2 separate regions of the Homo sapiens genome follow, and region 1 is linked to region 2. Evidence: read pairs that join two places in POLR2A ChIA-PET (ENCODE). Cell type or tissue: HepG2. All regions are shown on one strand. Region 1 overlaps FRA10AC1 (FRA10A associated CGG repeat 1). Region 2 overlaps RBP4 (retinol binding protein 4).

Region 1 (5,000 bases), 95 kb after region 2:
ACTGAAGAATTATGATGGTATTAGGAGGTGGGGAAAAATAAATGAAAAAAAGAAAAAAAACAACAACTTAAGAACAATCCATGAATAAGCCAGGGCTGAAAAATCTCCTTTGTTACATGCTCCTAGAAAGACATAATTTTCACACTTGATTTACAATACAGTAACTTTAAGTAACTCCAATTACTGTGGTGCTTTTTGAACCAGATGTGGTACAGAGAAGACAGCTGTGAACCAGAGTCCATAACTAGTTCATAAGAAACAGCAGTTCTGGGGATAAATTAAGTGCACGGGTTTATAAATAGGGTATACAAAATGAACATTATTACTATTTTCTATAAGAAACTGTGAAGCAACACACATATTAAAGGCACTACTGAAAAAATTATTAAATCAACCCTGGTTCTAATGAGATCAAATGATTTAAATGACAAATAAATCTTCATGATAGATAAATACAAGATAGCTTTTTAAATAGGTTTTTTTCTTAATACAAATATACAGTATCTATAACACATATTTATGCAACATTCCCTCCTCTCACATTTCTAACTGAGATCTGCTCCTGGGTCACCTTTTCCAGCTATAATTTGATGTTTGAGATAGAAATAAAAGTAACTTTCTATTTTTTAGAGTCTCACTGTCACCCACACTGAAATGCAGTGGCACGATCATAGCTCACTGCAGCCTCAAACTCCTGGACTCAAGCAACCTTCTAACCTCAGCCTCCCAAGTAGCTAGAACTATAGGCATGCACCACTGCACCTGGCTAATTTTTTTTAGTTTTTGTGGAGACAAAGTCTCACTATATTGCCCAGGCTGGTCTTGAACTCCTGGCCTCAAGCAATCTTCCTGCCTCAGCCTCCCAAAGTGCTGAGATTACAGGCATGAGCCATCACGCCCAACCAAAAATAAAAATATTAACTAAAGTAAGATGTAAAGTGGGAAAGGAAATCTGTCATTACTAATTAGCACTGATTGAAATGTTAATTTTACTAGAATAGACATTTATGTAATAGAAGATGTGCATCTGGATCTCTATAAATGGTAATCAATTTTTAAAATCTATCAGTTTCAAACATCATCTGTGAAATAAGACATTATTCTGTAGAGTTAAGTCATTCATTACAATCACTAGAGGCTCTAGACTAGAGTCAGGATGAAACAGGATCCAATACCCACTTGCGTTTAATTTTAGACTTTTCATGCCTCAGCTCACAAACAAAAAAAAGCATCCTTGTCCTTCATAAATTTCCATAGGCCTTTTGTAAACTCCACAGCTGCAGAGGTTAAATGGTCCAAATGACACATCATAAACGCAGGACAACTGAGTCTAGAATTAGCATCTTTAAAAGAATAATGTGGGGCATGACAGTATAATAAAAGTTAATATTTTACTTGAATAAGAACCTCTTTCCATAAATATGTGGAAAGCATACCTTATTTTCTTTATATTTACTGAGATCTGCTATGCAGTATTCCTTAAATAATTTATCATAGTATTTCTTAGCAAGTCTCTTCTCCCTAGACCCATGAAAATATAAATATTATACATTTAGAAACTCAACCATGGTTTGCTACTTTCAAGTGATGTCAAAGAATACATACTACATAAATATTAATGTTTTAAGAGAACTATTACTTACATGTGCATGGAATATCTGGATATTAACTATTAAAAGTGGTTCACTCAGGGAGGGAAATTGGAGAACTGACAGTCACAAATAAGAAGGAGAATCACTCTTCACTGTTTACCCTTTGTAATGTTTGGATTTAAAAAAACATTTTCAGGTATGACTTTTTTCTAAAACAGCAGCATATAATAACATATTACAAGATAACACACAATACTGTAAAAAAGAATGTTATTTTTTTGAAGACTAAGTCAAACAATGAGAAGTCAGTTAAAACTGCCAAAAATTACCAAAAGAACCAAATAATCCTAGGCTTGATTTTATGTCCTTGATTCAGAACTGTTCTATGAAGGGGCTGAACACCTTGACTAAAAAACCACTCAGAAAACAGGAGAAACAGGACTAAAGCATTTGATGCATTACGCCTCTGATGGCTAATTACCAAGTCATGTCCATTTCGTCCTCCTCATTCCATAGGAATCTATGATTTTCTCGTATAACATCCAAGTCTGTCTTGTCATTTTCCCTGGAAAACAGAACTTTTTCAATTTAATACAAAAACAAAAGTAGTCAAATTTAGGTTAAATAGCTCTGTGAGTTTTGGAAAATTTTATTAAAAATATAATACATGAAGATAGTTTTTTGGTGAGTATAAATTTGTTCACATATTTATAAAAATATTTCAGTATTTTCAAAAGGCACTTATAAAAATACTACTACAGAAGCAAGTTAAATGGATAAGGAATCTGTCTGTAGCATTGGTTTCAATTATACAAATGGTGCTAAGTTACCAAAGCTAGAATGAGAAACCTGACTAAACACTAAATGAATAAAGTGAATGAAAATAAGTTTCATTCTAACCAACCACTCTGCTGAGATTTAATTTTAAAAAATATGAAAAGTTTTCCGTATCTCATTTTACTAGTTTCCTAGGTAGAAGACTGAGTAAAGGAGGAAGAAAGCCAAAGGGATTGACCTTTCAAAATAAAATGCTAACAGTCTGGGGGTAAAAAAAAAAAGGAAAAAAAAAAGTGATTGTTGGGAGATATAGGATAAATTGATAGGTGAGATAAATTGGGGGTAAATGAGGTGGTACTAAATTTTCTCAGAGTCCTACCAACTCAGAAAATTGTTAGAGGGAAAAAAAAAACCTCACATAAAACTAAGAAGTTCTAAGACACACACACACTATAGCAGCACAATTCGCAATTGCAAAGCTATGGAACTGACCAAAGTGCCCATCAACCAATGAGTGGATAAAGAAAATGTGGTGTGTGTGTATATATATATATATATATATATATACACCATATATATATATATACACCATATATATATATATATACACACATACATACACCATATATATATACACACCATATATATATACACACCATATATATACACACCATATATATATACACACCATATATATACACACCATATATATATACCATATATATATACACCATATATATATATATATACCATATATATATACACACACCATTTATATATACCATGGAATACTACTCAGCCATAGAAAGGAATGAAATGATGTCTTTTTGCAGCAACTTGGATGGAGCTGGAGGCCATTATTCTAAGTGAAGTAACTCAGGAATGGAAAATCAAATATCATATGTTCTCATTTATATGTGGGAGCTAAGCTATGAGGATGCAAAGGCAAAAGACTGATATAATGGACTTTAGGGACTCAATGTGGGGGAAGGCCAGAAGGGAGGTGAGGGATAAAAGACTACATTTTAGGTATAGCATACAGTGCTTGGGTGATGGGTGCACTAAAATCTCAGAAATCACCACTAAAGAACTTATCCAGGCAACCAAAAACCACCTGTACCTCAAAAACTATTGAAATAAAAATAAAAATTTAAAAAAACAAAAACAAAACAAAACAAAAAACAAGTTCTGATAGAAGAGCCTTAAACATGGGAAGGACTTTGATGTGCAAGAAATGCTAGACTGAGAGTTCTTGTTTACCTATCTTTTAAAAAGCAATCCCAAACATCAAGGTATAAAAATTTCCTTATTTCAAAGATCTTTGCCAAGAAGACACATGAGTATTCTTCAGATATTCTTTTATCACCAGGGTTGTGCCCGGCTCAGCAGGTAAAGAGTCTACCTGAGGCCTGTCCAAAAAAATGGGATTCATGAAGAGCTACTCAGGAGCTGTGGATGGTATCTCTACCTTATAATATAAAAAAGAAACTGGGGCCAGGTGCAGTGGCTCACGCCTGTAATCCCAGCAGTTTGGGAGGCCAAGACAGGTGGATCACAAGGTCACGAGTTCAAGACCAGCCTGGCCAAGATGGTGAAACCCCGTCTCTACTAAAAATACAAAAATTAGCCAGGCATGGTGGCAGGAGCCTGTAATCCCAGCTACTCGGGAGCCTGAGGTAGGAGAATCGCTTGAACCACAGCGGCACAGGTTGCAGTGAGCCGAGATCAAGCCACTGTTCTCCAGCCTGGGCGACAGAGTGAGACTCCATCTTAAAAAAAAAAAAAAAAAAAAAAAAAAAAAAAGGCACACCGGAATAGAAAGCAGGGAAGAATGACAGAATCAGAAGGCACAGTAGCTGTGGGTCTTTAAAGTTTCCCATAACCCACATTCCCTTCTATGTAAACTTCCTGATACTTACCCCAAACGCTTGAAGTCTTCTTTTTTGCCACCATAGTATAAAATATAGTCATTTACGAACTTTGTATGTCTTTGATACTGAAATGCAAAAAATTAAGGATTTTATTCTCTTAGGAGCTGTTTGGTGTCATAATATATTGCTGATTGGTGGTAAAAAAAAGCACAATATGAGTCTATTTAGCTTTTTAAAAATATTCACACACTATACATGCTTACACATTCAGAAAATCTAGAAGGGTATATATTAAATTGTTGAAAGTGAAGATTGTAAAGTACAGGCTTTCTTTTGACTATTTTTCAAGCATATACTACTCTTGTGATAAAAATATACCTCCATCTGGGGAGAAATAGAGCTTCTTATTCTATTGCTGAACTGCATATAGCCTCCTACCACCACTCATTCTAATAATCACAATATGAAAAATTTAAAAATTATAGTTTCTAAAAGTAGAGAATTTATCTTTCATTATCATAAAATATAATTTATCTATTTTAGTAATGATAAAGCCTCTAAATAGAAGATGCAACTTTTATAATTATATTTATAATTTATAATTAAATCCCAACATTAAACTTTCAAAAAAGCAAATATAAAAAATCAATTTTTATAGTCTTTTAAATTCAAAGAATAAAATGCCATGTTTTTTCAAAGCATTGTAACAAAATATATGAGCATTTTACTTTTTGTTTTAAAAAGCTCAACAGCACTCTCT
Region 2 (5,000 bases):
CTTAAAAAAATAAAAAAGAAAGAAAAAAAGAATGTATGTGAGCGATTTGCCACAGAGAAAGAACAGTGTCACCCTGTATTGAGATAAAAGTGCCACATCTCTACTTAATTTAACCTTCTTGTTGACACAATACCATGATTGGGACTTTCTGAGCACTTAATTATGTGCCAGTCACTGTATGGACACTCCCATTTGTTTTCTCGGTTACCTCTCACATTGATCCAAAACTGCACACTATCATCCTCTACTTTACAGGTGAGGAAACTGAGGCACAGAGATACTTAATAATTCACCTAGGGTCACAAAGAGCAGGGCAGAACTGGGATTCAAGCAAGGGAGTGTGATCCCAGAGCCCACATGCTTCACCTCTACACCACACTGTCTCCAGACAATCAGTACACTGACGGGAGAGGGGCAAGAAACAAAAAGGCTTTGTGTCTCCATCTCAGGCTCAGGTGTTGGAGCAAGGGGTGATGCTCCCTCTGCAGTGTTCCAGTTGGAGAAGCGCAGAGGGAACTGGATCCCCCAGCGTTAGAGGGTGTAAGGCCACCTGGAATGCTGGTCCTAAGTTGCCTCTGGGTGTGCCTCTCTGAGAACCCCTGGAGTGCCAGCCTAGGATGGGGTTCAGCCCAAACCCAGGCTCTGCAGGGGGGCTGTCACAGGAGTGGGTGTGGAGCCCCTCTCTTCAACTCACCCTAGGCCTGCCAGGAGAATGAGCCACTCCTGTGCCTTGAGGCTGTTCCAGGGTAACAGTGTCAGAGGTGGGGCTGAGGAGATGTTCCAGAACCATGACTGCTCAGCAGGAACCATAAAGTTATTCAGCAGAAAGGCTGGGAACAGAAGCCACAGGGCTGCCTGCTGGGCCTCACCCTAACCACTGACTCCCCTCACAGGCTCCAGAGTATCTGGGTGGTCTTCCTCATCCTTGGATGAAGTCATTCTTTCCCTGGTTACGAGGATCACAGTGTCTGTCACAGGCACCCTCAGACACAAAAACACTTGCCTTTGAAATGTTACCTCGACTCATGATCCAGGCAGCTATTAGCTTGGCCGATCGGCAGCTTAACTTTTTTTTTTTTTTTTTCCTCCAAAATGGTCGCCATCATTTAAATTTTGACAGAGGAATTAAGTAACTTTCAATACTTGGATTTAGTAAAATTGGCTACTGTTCTTGACTTTAAAAGAAGGCCTAAGTTGGTTTGGTTAATCTCCAGGCTCTTTTGGCTGAATAATTCAAAGACGAGGAATTTAAATCATAGTGACCTTGACCAGGCTCTCCCTTTTAAGAGTATTTGCAAGAGATGAACTGCCAGAGCACTGCGAGAATGAGGTTGGTTCTCTAACCTCCTCACACCCGGCAGCTGGGCAGGGCTCCTCTGGAGAACCAGACACCCCCAGCCATTTCCAGACTCCAGCTAACCGCATGCAGTGGAGCTAGGGACAGAGAGCGTTGGAGGCAGTGGCTGTGTGGCTGGGAGCCCCTGCCTCCCCTCTACCATCCTAGGAAGTGGGGTCATGCTGCAGCTGTGTGTATACTGTACCTACACAGACTGGTTTAGCGGTTTGGACTGCCAGTCCCAAAACCAAAGAAAATGCTTGGTAGAGGGCGCTGTCTCAGGCAACCTGGTTCCATTGGTCTGTTCTGTTGCTCACTGCTGTGGGCCTGGCATGTGTCCTTTCAGCTCCCTAAACCTGCATGCTCCAATCATCTAAAGCAGCAAGACCAGGTGGGAAGCTCCCTGTGGTTCTCAGGCCTAACAGTCCAGCTGAGCCAGCCAGGCAACAGATTCAATGCTATTTCTGATGCATTGTCAAAATACCCCAACAGGCCCCAGAAAAGTGAGTGGAGTCTGAGGCCTTGATACCTGAGTAAGCCAAGCTCTTCAGATTGAATTATCTAGACCAGTGGTTCTCAAACTTCATTGTGCAGAAACAGCATACCCAAGGAGCATACTTAAAATGCAGATTCCAGGGCCGTGCCCTTAGAATTTCTGACTCCATAATTCTGGGTTTGAGTCCAGAAATGTGCATTTGTTAACAAGCACCCTAGTGTATTTAGATATAGATGGAGCAGGAACCCTGACTTTGACCAACACTAATGTAAACATTCAGGCTTGCATTGTTATTCAGTCTGACAAGGGCCCCTTTACTAGCAGAGTGACAGACTTCATCTGACAGAAGGACACAAGGAGAGTCTTTGTCCAGGTCTTTCTACAAGAGCACAAAACAATGATGATATAACTAATATTTATTGAGCACTTACTATGCACTAGGCTAAGCATTTTCACAAATTACCTTAATTAGTCCTTCCAATGATTCTATGAAATAGAAACTATTCTTTATCCCCATTTCATAGTGAAGGAAGTCAAATCTCAGGGAGGCTAGCCTGTATTCAACCAAGACCTGCTGATGGTAGTATCCTCAACCCCTGAGACATCCTGCTTGCTGCTGGTGGAGCCAGAAGGGAAGACCAGTATGGAGCATGCCCAAGGCTGGAGCAGCAAGCCACATCAGTCTGTTAACACTGACATTCAACTGTAGAGATTGATCACATTTAATTTTAAAATAATTCGACAACAAATTTCATGATCGCTTGGCCCTGAGTTACTTTCTCTCCATAAGCGCACCTCATTTTAAACACATCCGTTTGGTGAGATGCAGTGTGTGGAGCAGGGGAGAGGCTGAGGATGCAGCCCACTCTTGGAGTGGCCTTCAAATCCCTCTGTCCAAGTCAGTGTTTAAAGCAAGACCATGGTCAGGGAAGAAACTGGCACGAGGAATGAAAGTAGAGTTTGTTAAGATGACCCCAAAACAAGCATGTAAAACAGAACAAGGTAGGTGCATCAAGCCATGCCATTTGCGAGATACTCAGAAAACAAAGGCATTGTTTGTGCCTTTTTACAAGCCATGGGTTAAGAGGTGTCACTAAGTGCCAAAAATTCACCCTGTGCCCCTAGGCCAGTCACTTCTCTATGGGCCCCAGTTTCTTCACTTCTAAAACAAGAGACTTGAACCCAGTGGTCTCCATGGGTCCTCCCATTCTAGACCCAGAATCTAAAGCTATGATTTCACGACCAGGGAGATAACTAAGCAGCCATCATATCAAACACTTACAAAGAACTCATGTCTCAGGCACTGTTCTGAGTGCTTTCTGCCTGTTGACTCATTGCATCTTGTAACACAACTCTATGAGGTAGGTTCTATGATCGTTTCACTTTGCAGATGACGAAATAGGCACAGAGAAGTGAAGGAACATATCTAAAGTTCCACAAGTAGTGGTGGAGTTGGGATTTGAACTTAGGAGGTCTAATTTTAACCGGGCGGGCTTAACTACAACACTGCACAGCTTCTTTTTTGAAATGTAACCTAAGAAGGAATTTATCCTTAAGCCTTCCATATTATAGTCATCTCACTTAATATCTATAGCAATCACTTTCAAGATGGCAGTACTTTTTCGCCCTCCAAATGAAATCCTGATAAAATACCAATATACAAGAGACAAAAGCAAACTAATCTGGTTTGATAGGGGGAGGAGGCAAGAAACAAAATGCTCCCTTCTCATTGGGTCCTCTCTGACCCTGTGCCTAAAGGCATTGCCAACAGAATCCTAGTCCATTAAGGAGCACATCTCAAAATGCTATAGAACATATGTGTTTCCTCTTTCTAAAAATTAATAATCTTGTACCTCTGGTATTGATTTTTGTAATCCATTATCAGAAAAGTATATTTTACTCTAAATAAATCACTTTGGGATGTTTTGCTGCACTATTTGAAATAATTTTTATTATTTCCAAGGATAATAAATAAAAATAAAGCTTCTAAGCTTTTTCTCTACCAGGTATGGTGGCTCATACTTGTAATCCCAGCACTTTGGAAGGCCGAGATGGGAGGATGGCTTGAGCCCAGGAGATCAAGACCAGCTTGGGCAAGCTGGGGAGACCCTGACTCCACAAAAAATACAAAAATTAGCCAGGCATGCTGGCCCATGCCTGTAGTTCCAGCTACTCAGGAGGCTGAGGTGGTAGGATGGCTTGAGCCCAGGAGGTTGAGGCTGCAGTGAGCCATGATGGCGCCACTGCACTCCAGCCTGGGTGACAGTGAGACCCTGTCTCTAAAAAAAAAATAATAATAAATTAAAATTAAAAATTAAATAAAATTTAAAAATGCAATTTCATCCAACACACAACTTTAGAGGAAGTCCAAGAGGGTGGTGTGCCATATATGGAGAGCAAAGGGTTACAATAAAGGACACTTCTACCCTGGATCACCGAGCAGAGAGAGTCTCCCTGAACAACCCTTGGTCCTATCTCACAGAAGAGCTCAAACAATACTTTGCAAAAGCTGGTCTGGATTAGGAGTCCCTGCAGTTCAGGGCCACCTGATCCTGGCCTGAGATTTGGAAGCCTGGCTTCTGACATTGGCTCTAACAAACTTGTTGCATGTCCTTGGGCAAAGTTCTCTTGGCCTCAGTTTATTCATCTACATATTGAACCCCCTCCAAAAGGTTAACTCTCCCTCTCTAAGATTCCATGATATGTGTCCCCTGGCCTGCATTATTCTCTAGCTACCAAGTAGATTCCTGATTTGAAACTTAGGATAAATGGGGAAAAAAATGGGAAAAAGAGCATGTAGACACTGTTTTCTCATGATTAGGCCAAATTTTAGGATGTTCTTCTACAAGTCCTCAACATCACTCCCCTCCACATCTGATTTTCACAGCTTAGTGGAAAGGGAAGAGGCCACAGCCACAGCACACTGTGCCTGGCTCAGAATCTCAGCATCAGCAGGCCAGGCACTTGGGAGGCATCCACCCCTATGCACAGTGTTCCCTCCGTCCTTGGATAGGGCTCTCTCGGCCTCTGTGGGAGCCCCAGATAGTCAAGCTGTCTCAGGGATTCAGCCCAAAGAGACGGAGGAAATGCAGAGCTAGGTGGAGTGGTGATGTGAAAGACAGGAGGAGAAAGCATGGAGAAAGCACACACCTTGGCACAGTGGCTGGT

The links. Peaks named below come from ENCODE experiments on the same cell type or tissue, not always from the same donor. Only the 100,000 strongest peaks of a DNase experiment are listed, where the experiment ranks them.
Region 1: POLR2A ChIA-PET joins it to region 2 with 6 read pairs; 5 of 35 experiments call an interaction of 5 or more read pairs at or near these places.

Annotation. Positions count from the first base shown.
Region 1 is chr10:93,690,573-93,695,572 of GRCh38, forward strand. It overlaps FRA10AC1 (FRA10A associated CGG repeat 1), which reads right to left. Exons shown (of 14, transcript NM_145246.5): 5 at 4,289-4,365; 6 at 2,074-2,157; 7 at 1,437-1,521. Among named protein-coding and RNA genes, the nearest start is that of FRA10AC1, 9.5 kb to the right of the region's middle. In HepG2, no CTCF peak of the experiment used is centred here; no DNase peak of the experiment used is centred here.
Region 2 is chr10:93,595,135-93,600,134 of GRCh38, forward strand. All of the region lies in intron 4 of RBP4 (retinol binding protein 4), which reads right to left. Among named protein-coding and RNA genes, the nearest start is that of RBP4, 3.6 kb to the right of the region's middle. In HepG2, a CTCF peak has its summit at 1,599; DNase peaks (open chromatin) are centred at 1,607, 2,117 and 4,339; H3K4me3 peaks cover 1,989 bases.